Regions from separate parts of the Homo sapiens genome. Here region 2 is linked to region 1. A link is a contact called in ENCODE Hi-C data. All regions are on one chromosome and are shown on one strand. The core of a region is the stretch at or near the end of the contact, and the rest is flanking DNA. Distances in the headings are between cores, read along the strand shown. Region 1 holds the start of ARRDC4 (arrestin domain containing 4). Region 2 holds the start of TARS3 (threonyl-tRNA synthetase 3).

Region 1 (5,984 bases), core at 1,923-4,422:
ATGAGGGATCAACTCCAATGACCCAAACACCTTCCACTAGGTTCCACCTCCCAACACTGCCACATTGGGCATCAAATCTCAATATGAGTTTTGGTGTGGACGAACCATATCTAAGCCATAGCAGCCTGCGTCTTCATAGATGGTGCCTTCTACATCCTCACACGGTGGAAGGAGCGAGAGTTCTCTCTCGGGACTCTTTTGTAAGGGCACTAGTCCCACTCATGAGGGCCCTGGCATTCACGGCCTAATCACCTCCCCAAAGCCCCTACCTCCTAATACCATCATCTTGGGCGTTAGGATTCCAGCATCTGAATTTTGGGGATGCAAGTTATAGCACCAACGTTGTTACGTTGTTAAAGATCACATTACATGCAGATGGTAAACATGCCAATTAAAAGACATTGTCAGATTGGATTTTTTAAACTGTCATATGCTGCTATATTAATAGTAGCTGAACTCGAATATTCATTGTAATGTATACACAACAAAAATGGAATTTTATCTGTGAATGAGTTGAGTCACCATATAAATTAACTTCTCTCTAGTTATAGAATATTTTTTATTTAAATATCCTCTTTATGTCTGGCTGGGGCAGCTCTACGCTATAGCAAATTTGGCCAGACCCACTTAAGCCACTCAAATGGCTCTACAATGTTGACTGCTCAACAGCCATTTGCCCCTCTTCCTTGTTAACAGAGCTCTGATTGTGTCCAGCACCCAGAGAAGAATGACTGGTCTAAGTGAATTGTAAAAATCCTACTTATTTTTGCCAGTCAATAATCTATAGGTGTACATATGACTCAGTTTTGGCCAATGACATGTAAGAAGTCTGTTGGGGGCATCTGGGATATAAATATATCTTCTTTCTGAGAGAAAAGAGAATTTTTGTTTGCTTGCAGACCCTCCCTTGCTTTATGTGTTGAACTCTGTGGTGTAAGGAAGACAAGGAGACACTTAGAGCTGTGGTAATCCCTACTACGATGAAGGGAGCAGAGTATGTCAAAGAGAAAGATAAAAGGATTCTGATGAATCAATCTGAAGGGCCCATACTCTACTACTGACCTTTTCGTCTAGTAAACAAGAAATATTTTTAAAGGCAGAATGTGTGTTGGTCACACAGTCTGTTGTTACCTGTAGCCAAAACTATTGTTTGTTGTTGTTGTTTTGAGATGGAGTCTCGCTCTCTTACCCAGGCTGGAGTGCAGTGGCACAATCTCGGCTCACTGAAAACCTCCGCCTCCCGGGTTCAAGAGATTCTCCTGCCTCAGCCTCCCGAGTAGTTGCGACTACAGGTGCGAGCCACCACACCCAGCTAATTTTTGTATTTTTAGTAGAAACGGGGTTTCACCATGTTGGCCAGGATGGTCTCGATCTCTTGACCTTGTGATCTGCCCGCCTCGGCCTCCCGAAATGCTGGTATTACAGGTGTGAGCCACCATGCCTGGCTGGCCAAAACTGTTCTTAACTGAAATGAAAACAGAGAGTCTGGTCTTTCCCAGTACAGAATGCAAAACCTGCCATTTTGTCCTTTCATTACCGTTAGGACCATTGTCCTTTTCTCCCTCTCCCAGCCACTTAATTTGGAGGGAACCATTGCCTGGAGACAGTGAAAGTTTAGTAGAGTAAGAGGCAGAACACTATTCATGTATTGCAGAGCCAATACTACTACACGGTTAGGATACATCATTCAATCACTCAACATTTATTGAGCACTTACTGTATGCTAAGATCTGTGTTAGGCCCTAGAGGTCAAAAAACGAATGAGAACAAGTTCTGTGTTTCAAATGAGTGGGATGGATAATACATAGATAAACACGTAAGGTCACGTTGTGTTATATAAAAAAAAAAGTAGGCAGAGTAAGATCATGTAGGGAGCTATTCTAGACGAAATGGTCAGAGAATAGCAACTATTTCTGAACTTTACACAGAGCCTAATTTGTGACTTTTCCACTTTCTCTGAGAGGTAATAAGGAAATTTTGAACTTATAAAACTTTACTAAATCTCCACATTAATAATCTAAACTCAACGAGGGTAGTAGAGCAACCTTTACTTTGAGGTTTTTTTTTTAGGAAAATTGCTAAATTTCATTGTGAGATTAATCAATACATAACAGCTCACAAACGTGGCATGTCGATAAGGGGACAACTTAAAAGTTAAGAAAATGATGACCAGCTAATGACAGCTATGCAAGATGGTAAAAAACAGAACAGAGAAAAAATGGAAGGTTGAAAAGGAAAATGTAGCAGGACAAGCCGGAGGAAACTTGGGCGTGAGGAACAAGTCATCAAGGCAATTGGAAATTTCTGTGGATATGACAATGATGTCAGGAAACTTTCGGGTGGGGCAGAAACTTGAGTGACAGATGTTGTTCAAAAACAATGTGATTCATGATCTTATTTACAGCAGGAAGAATCAGAGTTCCAGCTATTCCTAACAGCGACACTGCGGAGCTTAGGAGGAGAACTCCTTAGGGGATGTATCAGGTTTAAAACCACAACCCTCATTTTTCTTATCTATGGCTCTTACATGGGCTGGGAATTCTGAAACCTGGGAGAGGCGGTGATCAAAAACCTGGAGGTTAGAAGATTCCAAGTCATTCATTAAAGTCCCGATGCGGCCGGCCCCCAAGATCTCAAAAGGAAATATTGCCGAGTTCCGTTTCCCAGAGCATCTATTTCCCCTCGAGTATTGCAGATGTAATCATAAACACAAGCCAGTTACAGCCACAACTTCATGCTTTAGCGAGAACCCAGTGGCTCCTGCAAAGTCCTTACGCTGCTAGAAACCCCGCCCCCGTTCGTAACTATGGGAACGGCTGACACGCTGAGAGCCGGAGATAACCCTGTTCCGCCCCCTCCCTGACAGATACTGTTTCCCACTGTCTGTCCACATGGGCGCACCGCCTCACTATTGGCCAGGGCTCCAGGACTGTGCCTGGCCTCAGCCAGTAAACGGCCTGTGCACGTGCACGCCGGAGCCTCCCGATTGGCCAACACTCCCTGATCACGCACGGCCTTCCTGCGCCCACCCACGCGTGGGAGCGCCAATGAAATGACTCAGTGACCATCTACAACAAATCAGCAAGAAGCAGGGCTCGCAGCTGACCAATGGCCGCCCGCCGGGGGTGGGCTGTCCCGGCCCTTTTCCAGGCCCAACTGGGTTTGTTAAAGCGACAGGCCTCTCGGCGAGCCGGTGCCCCATCGGGTACCGCACGGCTGCCGCGGCGGCCTTACCCTGCCGCGAGCGCCTGTGACAGCGGCGCCGCTGTGCTCGCGACCCCGGCTCCGGGCCTCTGCCGACCTCAGGGGCAGGAAAGAGTCGCCCGGCGGGATGGGCGGGGAGGCTGGGTGCGCGGCGGCCGTGGGTGCCGAGGGCCGCGTGAAGAGCCTGGGTCTGGTGTTCGAGGACGAGCGCAAGGGCTGCTATTCCAGCGGCGAGACAGTGGCCGGGCACGTGCTGCTGGAGGCGTCCGAGCCGGTGGCCCTGCGCGCGCTGCGCCTGGAGGCCCAGGGGCGCGCCACCGCCGCCTGGGGCCCGAGCACCTGCCCCCGCGCCTCGGCCAGCACCGCGGCCCTGGCTGTCTTCTCGGAGGTGGAGTACCTGAACGTGCGCCTCAGCCTGCGGGAGCCCCCGGCCGGTAAGCGCAGGCGAGCGCCTGGGGTTCCCCCGCCAGGCTGCGGGGCCGGGGAGGGGCTGGGAGGCCGCGCACCCTCGGGATGCCCACCTGGCAGGTGAGATCAGGGCGGGCTTCCGGGGGTGGGGTCCGGCCTACCCTCGCGGGTAAGGAGAGACCGCAAGTCCTGGGTGCGCAGCTCTTCCTGGCGCCCCGCCCCTGGCCCGCCGGGCCTGACCGGGACCAGTGGCTCGGGATTTTCTAGGACCGCGACGGGAGGGGGCCATTGGGTGCGGTGGGAACCTGTGATTGGACAATGGGGGATCCAGAAATCTAGGTCCTGTTCCTTCTGGTCCAAGAAAGGGACGGTGGAACCGGCGGCTATGAGGTTCCATTCTGCGGTGCCCGTGTCCTATGGCCTCCACTCCTCCCTATCCTGCATACGTTCTTGGTTCATGATGAATTAGCAGAAATTTGGTTTGGGGAATAGGGAAGTAGTTTCTGAGGGGTAGGAGTTCAAAGGAAGTGTTTTCCAGACTTGATCATCATGCTTGGTTTCCCTCTTCTGGGGAGCAGGGCAACTTAGTAAGAGTTGTACCTCTACCTGATACTGCTGCTGTTTCCTCCGCATCCTCTTCCTCCCCATCCTCCTCCTCCCCTCCTACCCGCTTCTTCCCCTCTCCCCCACTTCTCTCCACTCAAAATGCCTTTAGAGACAAGAGCATCAGGGCGTGTCGGGATTTCCCTTCCTGCTCACTTTGGTGAAGTCCAGTTCACAGTGTAGACTTTTCCAGAAGTACCCATGTGGGGACACACTACATGAGCGTTTCATTAATATTAGATACCAAAATTGGATCCCTTTAGTCACGAAAATACTAAGAACCATGAGTCTTACTCATTTCATGGATGGAAACTAGTTTAAACTTTTACGTTTTTGCCATGAGCTTTTATCTATCAAATAAAACAATGGTATGCACCTCCTCTCCTTGAAGAGTAAACGCATTATATCTATGTGCTATGTCTTATACAAAATATAATAGAATATGTGGTTTTGCCCTATCCTACTGTGGACACAGTGAACTCCTCGAGGTAAGTGATCATCTGAGTCATCCCAAAATTGTAGTGAGGAAAACTATATTTGGAACCAAAACTGCCTTTTGGATCAATGGGAACAGTGTGTTAGTGATAGTTCTTACTCCTTCATGCACTTTCCTCAGTATGGCTTCCAGGATCAACCCAGGCCCCAGTGGAAGCAGACAATACAATTTGCAAGATGGCCGAATGGAGTCAAGGACCTTGGGAGTGAGACATACATTGATTTTTGTCCAGGACTTTGGACTGTATCTCTGGGCCTATAACTGCTGAGTCAATAGATGTAAAATTAAAAGCAGTTGAACCTGGGATTAGCAATAAAAAACTGCTTTGGTAAAATCTGGGCTAACATTTTTTTTAATTCACAAGTCAGATGTTTATTCGTCACACACACACATATATACACATGTGGAACAGAATGTAAAAACTAGACAATTTGAAAATCTTAAACTTGTTTTAGAATGTATCATAGCACATATTGGCACAATTACATTTTGCTTAAAATCATAGTCTCTTTTAGTTGGGGAAAAAAAATAAGTCACCCCTAATATCTATAGCTTGGAAGAACTTAGCATCTTTACACAGTCTAGATTCTGGGGGTAATTTAATTACAAAACCTGGCTGTGTTTCAATCACCTAAGGAGATTTTTAGAAATCCATATTATGTAGCACTGGGATCTGTTTTCACAAATGCTCTCCAGATAATTCTTTGACATCCTTAATCTAATTCAACTACTTGCTGTCATTGTGATTGATTTTCTTCATATTTTTATTGAGAAACTGTAGTAGAAAACAAGCCAGAATCAGAGAGTTGGTCTCAGTTCTTGGTCACCCACCAGCAGTGTGACCTTATGCAAGTCCCTCACCCTTCCTGAGCCCCAGTCTCTGCCTCTGTAATGGTCTTCTGCATCCCACGGCTCATCAAAACCTTTAATTATGAGCTTTGGCTGTAAGGCCATTAGTGATTGAAACATCTTCCTGTGACTTTGTAGTGCTCAGTATACAAGACAGAAATAATGAGCGGTTGGTGCAGAAGCAGAAATGGGCACATGGTTCAGCTTGTGAACCTTTTACATTAAAAACAAAACTTGAGAAAGAGGAAAAGAAAACAAAGATTGAATTCCAAATATTATAACCCATTTTTATCAGTTTTTCCATTTCTTTTTCCTGTTTATGTTTTGAGATAGTTGAAAGTCTCATTTTAAATGATATAGATCCGATGTCGATTTGTTGCTTAATGAAAGGGGAACTTCATGTCTCTCATTCTCTTCAGTATCC
Region 2 (6,271 bases), core at 3,724-6,223, 3.8 Mb after region 1:
TCCTCTCTTCCATGGTATGAATGCTTTAGCTGGACATGTGGCTGGGCGGCCAAGGGAGCTATATTCCAATTCTCTCTTACAGCTAGGCATAGCCATGTGACTAAATGTGAGCTAAGAGGATGTAAGTGGAAACTGAAGCCAGCCACTATGGGGTCTTGGCCTCAAAGCATCATTGCTCTGCAGCTTCTCTTCCTCCTGACTGCAGGCAGGCCCATGCAAGGACCCAGCTTCCACCGCTAGACACAAAGAAACCCTACCTAGGAGACAGCAGATCAACAAGATGGGAGGAAGCTGGGTCCATAAATAACTGCATGGACCAGAGATGTCCACTAGGCTTGACTGGTCACTTCTAGACGGTTAGCTTGCATTAGAAGCCCCTGGAGAGCTCATAAAAACACTGATGGCTGATCAATTCAGGGGGTTTGAGGTGGGATCCCCAAATTTGCTTTTCTAACAAGTTTCCAGGTGATGCCCATGCTGCTGGTCTGGGGACTACACTTTGAGAAATACTGACCCAACACATTTAACATGCAACCTGACTCTCCATGAGAAAACAAACTTATTCTTGCCTCAAAACCTGTTTTCTCCTAGCACATCATTCCTCCTGGAAAACATGAAAACAGGCTGGGAGAGCATTTAACAATATAATAGGATGAATCAGAAATACAATCTTAGCCATAGTTTTCAAAGAAAATCTGAGAATTTCAGTTGTTGAAACAGTTTGCTTTTTAAATGATGAACATTTATTTACATGGCATTAATACAATTGTATAGAAGCTATATAATTGTATTTATACAATAGCTTCTATACAATTGTATTTAATGCTAAGAATTAACATGAGTCAAAACAATATAAGTTCACTAATGTATCTAATTTCTAGAAAAGTCAAAGCACTTTTCCAAGACTGATAATAGCTCTAAAACATTTATCTTCAATCTATACTTAAAAGACCTGTAAAAACTCATGGAAATTACTTGATTGACGAATAAAGTCAGTGTAAAATGGCCTATCAAGAATTACAGATTTTTTTCTCTCCTATATATTTTTATTAGAACAGGAAATGATTGTGTTCTGATATTCAACTACTTATTTACATGGCCCTTGGAGAAGCCAGAGGAAAAAAATTAAATACATTTAATTTATTCAACTGAATAAAAAAAAAATTAGCTGATATGGTTTGGCTGTGTGCCCATCCAAACCTCATCTTGAACTCTAGTTCCCATAATCCCCACGTTTTGTGGAAGGGACCCAGTGGGAGGTAACTGAATCACAGGGGCTGTTACCTCCATGCTGTTCTTTGATAGTGAGTGCATTCTCATGAGATCTGATGGTTTTATAAGGGGTTTTCCCCCCACTTTGCTCTGCACTTCTCCTTGCCGCTGCCATGTGAAGAAGGACATGCTTGCTTCCCCTTCTGCCACGACTGTAAGTTTCCTGAAGCCTCCCCAGCCCTGCGGAACTGTGAGTCAATTAAATCTTCTTCCTTTATAAATAACCCAGTCTCAGACATGTCCTTTTAGTATCGTGAGAATGGAGTAATATATTAGCGGTCCCTAAGAAAACATTTTCACCAGGCTTCAGTATAATTACTTAAGATTGAATATCTTTTCCACACTGCGGTTTACCTAATTTCAGCAGCCACTTGGTAAGGCGTTGTTTTCCAGACTTCCCCTTGCACTGTTTGCCCATCAGCCACTCTTACTGTGATGATGTTGCTTGTATCCCCCTTTTTTCCATAAATGGCAAGTAAGAGCTGATGGTCTTTCTTCAGTATTTCAAAAAGCTTCAATCTTTCTTTTATGAAAATTGGTTGATGCTTCACCTGGAAATTATTAGAACATAATGAGATTAATATATACAGCCTACTGTTTTCCAGCTGCTCAGCTCTGAATCAGGCTCACCCCCTTACTGCCTTCTCAGTTCTACAGATGGTCCCAAGCTTACCATGGTTTGAATTACGATTTTGTTGTTGTTGTTGTTTTTTGGTTTGTTGTTGTTGTTGCTGTTGTTTTGAGATGGAGTCTTGCTTTGTCGCCCAGGCTGGAGTGCAGGGGCACGAAATCAGCTCACTGCAGCCTCTGTCTCCTAGGTTCAAGCGATTTTCCTGCCTCGGCCACCCGAGTAGCTGGGATTACAGGCACGCACCACCCTGCCAGACTAATTTTTGTATTTGTAGTAGAGATGGGGTTTCGCCATGTTGGCCAGGCTGGTCTCGAACTCCTGACCTCAAATGATTTACCTGCCTTGGCCTCCCAAAATGCTGGGATTACAGGCGTGAGTCACCGTATCCAGCCGCAATTTTTCAACTTTAGTGATGTGAAAGTCATATGCATTCAGTAGAAACTGTACTTTGAGTATCCATACAACCATTGTGTTTTTCACTCAGTACAGTATTCAATAAATTACATGAGATATTCAACACTTCATAATAAAATAGGCTTTATGTTAGAGGATTTTGCCCAACTGTAAGCTAATCTAAGTGTTCTGAGCACTTTTAATGTAGGCTAGGCTAAACTACGATGATCACTAGCTTACGTGTATTAAATACATTTTTAACTCACATTGGTTTTATTGGGACATAACCCAACTGTAAGACTAAGAGCATGTGTACTTCCCACCTCCAAAAGGCTCCTCTCTGCCTATCTAACTTCTCCTTAGCTCTAAAGGTCCACCTCAAAGCCTGCCTCCTCTACCTATTTTACCCGCTGGCATCTCCCTTTTTTTTTTTTTTTTCCTTTGAGACAGCCCCACGCCCAGCCCCCATGACACCTCCCTTTTCTACTGTTTACAGAACGTGTACAGAGTCACACATTACAGCACTTACTTGTATACCATCGTACTCTGTTCTCTAGTTGTTTGTCCTGAGTCTGCCTGAATTCCTCAACCAGACTAACTTCTTTGGGCCTAGGTATTCCTTCTTCACTCCTACCAAATGTTGATGCTAGATAAATACTTACTGATTGTTTTAATGCTTTATATACAAAAGCAAAGTAGCTAGTTTCTCGAATACAAAAAAAAAAAAAAGACCGGGGGCGGTGGCTCACGCCTGTAATCCCAGCACTTTGGGAAGCCAAGGTGGGCGGATCATGAGGTCAGGAGATCGAGATCCTCCTGGCTAACACGGTGAAACCCCATCTCTACTAAAAAAAAAAAAAAAAAAAAAAAAAAATTAGCCGGGCTTGGTGGCATGCACCTGTAGTCCCAGCTACTCAGGAGGCTGAGGCAGGAGAATCGCTTGAACCTGGGAGGTGGAGGCTGCAGTAACCGAGATCATGCCATTGCACTCTAGCCTGGGCAACAAGAGCAAACCTCCGCCTTCAAAAAACAAAAAAAAACCAACCAAACAAAAAAAACCAACTCTAGTACTCTAGTAGCACAACTTAAATAGATTAAATACACGTGTTTATTAAACATGGGCAGCTCATTTCTCAAGACATCTCATATTTAAGGCTTGAAAAGTTTTAAATACACTAATGTGACCCAAATAATAATTTAATCAGTAATTTTTATTGGAAATCCTAGGTAATTAACTATATACACATATTTAAAATTACAGGTAGTATTTTATATTGTTTCCACAGCAACAACTTACCTCGCTGTCAGCCTCGCTTTCCTTCATTTTCTTCTTTTTCATGTCCTTGTCTTGGCTTTGACTAGGAGGAGGCTGAAAGATAAATTATAAATGACTCACATCAATGGCAAGAAAAAGCAACACATTTTAAGAAGAGAGTCATGCCAGCAGGCTGCAAGTGCCCCGTGTTTAGAGGCTCATAGCTGGGCTCTCCTGACCACCAGCTACAGCTCTCAGTGGGCAAGTCATTCTCCAGGGTTCAGTCCTTCCTGTCACACTGTTGCTAAGCACATTTAATATATTGTGCTCTTGAAAACCTTTTGTCCTGAACTTTAAACAAATAATGTGGCTGGAAAATGTGTGGTTGCTGCCCGCCACATCAAATGCACTATTTCCTGAAGATGTTGCTAGTTCACCGCAGCTGTCCTTCCTAAAGGACTGCAGAACATCTCAGCCTGAGAAGCTTCAGGACTCAGAAAGTATGATGTTAAAAGAAGATAATTTATCCTTTCTACAAATCATAAAATACTGTATTAAATAAAAATGTTAAATATACAGCTATCCTCTCAAGATGAACCACCAAAACAAGAGCACAAAAAGCGAAAACTTCTCGTCCAAAAAAAACCCAACAACAAAAAAGAACCAGAGGGAATGAGAGTTTACATACGCAGCTGTTAGTCTTTCTGACCAAGGAAAGAATGAGTTTTAAACACTCCAGCATTTTTTCAAACAAATGAAAACACTATTTCTGCTACTGAAAAAGATGCGTGGCAGGCTCTTTAATGGACGAATTGAGAAATCAACAGCATTTGGTTAAGTCTGGCGACTGCTGGAAATCCGGCGGCTCCCCAGGCCACACGGGACCACCGAGCAGGGCAGGGCGGGCCAGCCGCAGGGCACTGGGAGGGCACTCCCCCGGGGCGCCCCCGCACCTGCCCCCGCAGTTGAAAACCTTTCGGTGCGCACCGTCTCGGCCCGCCCCGCCCGCGTCCTCTCCAGTGTCCCCACCGCCCGGTTACCTGTGCGCCGGCCTCCTGCGCCGCCTCTAGCTCCGCGCTCTCCAGCGTGGCCTGGCGGCTCCGCTCCTCGGCGAGGCACAGCCGCAGGCTGCACAGGCGGTGGCGCAGGTCGCAGTTCTCGGCCCGGAGCTGCGCCACCTCCCGCGTGAGGCACGGCCCCTCCGCCTGGCAGCTGTAGGGCGCGTTCAGCTGCTCGTCCCTCAGGCGCTCGACCTCCGACCACAGCCAGCGGATGTCCTCCTCCTGCCGCTCCAGGCGCGACGCCACGGCCTCCGCCGCCAGGGCCTCGGCCGCCATCGCGGCCTCCCTCAGGCACCGACGCCGAGCGGGGTGCCCGCGACTGCGGCGAGGGCGACGCGGACACTCAGCGCACGGCAGAAGACAGGGCTCCCGGGAGGGGCGGGGCGATGGGGCGGGGACGGAGCCATGGGGCCTCGTTGGAGCCGAGGCCTACACGTTGCAGGGGCGGGGCGCTGGGCGGGGAGGGGCGGGGCCTAGGCCAGATACCCTGCAGGGGCGGGGCGGGGCGGGGCGGGGCCTGAGGCCAGATACCCTGCAGGGGCGGGGCGGGGCGGGGCCTGAGGCCAGGCCCACCTTAGGGTCACGGGCAGTGGGGAAATGGGGTCTGAAGGGCCTCCCCTGCCTTTCGAGGCCTGTCTAGAGGCTATTGGCAGTAGTTTTTAGTCCGTTGAAACGAAAATCTTCCAAAACCTTGCAAAAAGGCCATCGTCTGCGTTCTCCAAAAAGGCTTCACCCTTTCTTCCTCTTGAATTCTGGCAGTCACCATTCTTTTGCCTTGCAAACAGGTTCTAAAAAGTGGCCATTCATTATAAATGGACTTTCTGGCCTTTCGTGCCAAACTTGCCCAAGTACTGAGGCCTCTGGGCCAGGGCATATAGAAAATCGCTGTGAAATCTAAATCCGACCAGCACGAAATTACTGGCTCCTTGAGTCTAGGGCAAATGCCACATATATCTTTGTATCCCTCTTAACCATGAGCGTGAAACTTCCTGGAGCAGGAACAGAAATTGATTTTTATCACTATTCTTAGGGCTTAGGATGTGACAAACACTGTTCTAAACTCTGTAACAGTAGTAACTCCTTTAATCTTCATAACAGGAGATACTGTTATATCCGCTTATAGCTGGAGAAATTGAAGCACAGTGAGACTGTGTTACTTGACTAAGGTCACACAGCCACTACATGACAAAGGGGGAATCAAACTCAGATAGTCTGATGCCAGTTTCTACACACTTAACACTAGTACTTTTCAACTTTGGCAGAATTTAATTGAGCATGTCATATAATGTGATACAGGTAATAATGCCCTTATAAGAGTCCTGAAGTGGAAGAGCTTAGCTTGGACTGGTGTGGTTTGAGAAAGGGAGAAAATTTTGAGAAAGGGGAAAAGGTTTATTTTGCTCTGGAAAATAAAGGTTGGGAGATGTTAGCAAGGAGGAAAAGCAGGTAAATTCCACTCCAGGAGCAGAATCAGTGCAGGAGAAGGAGCGGAGGGGGACAAGCTCATTGGATTAAGCTAAGTGGAATCCCAAACAGCACCCAGGAGGAGATTCCATGAAGTATGTTGCTAACCAATATCACTGTATCTTTTTTAGTCCTTCCTCAGGAAGCCTCTGGATACAGTTACATAGGACCCACTGACTCCTCATTATTCATCAT

The links. Hi-C counts contacts between places; a loop is a spot of excess contacts on that map. Pooled maps may share reads with other maps.
Region 2: a map of CD8-positive, alpha-beta T cell shows a loop between it and region 1 (22-fold over the local background). The contact joins the promoter of TARS3 here to the promoter of ARRDC4 in region 1. A Hi-C loop is called at or near these places in 3 of 168 maps with a recorded cell type or tissue (CD8-positive, alpha-beta T cell and ascending aorta) and 9 of 50 pooled maps.

What each region holds. Positions count from the first base shown.
Region 1 is chr15:97,957,531-97,963,514 of GRCh38, forward strand. ARRDC4 (arrestin domain containing 4) reads left to right here and starts at 3,173. Exons shown (of 8, transcript NM_183376.3): 1 at 3,173-3,638. The coding sequence starts at 3,332.
Region 2 is chr15:101,719,500-101,725,770 of GRCh38, forward strand. It overlaps TARS3 (threonyl-tRNA synthetase 3), which reads right to left and starts at 4,974. Exons shown (of 19, transcript NM_152334.3): 1 at 4,592-4,974; 2 at 3,594-3,665; 3 at 1,627-1,823. The coding sequence starts at 4,888. RefSeq lists a silencer at 4,370-5,259.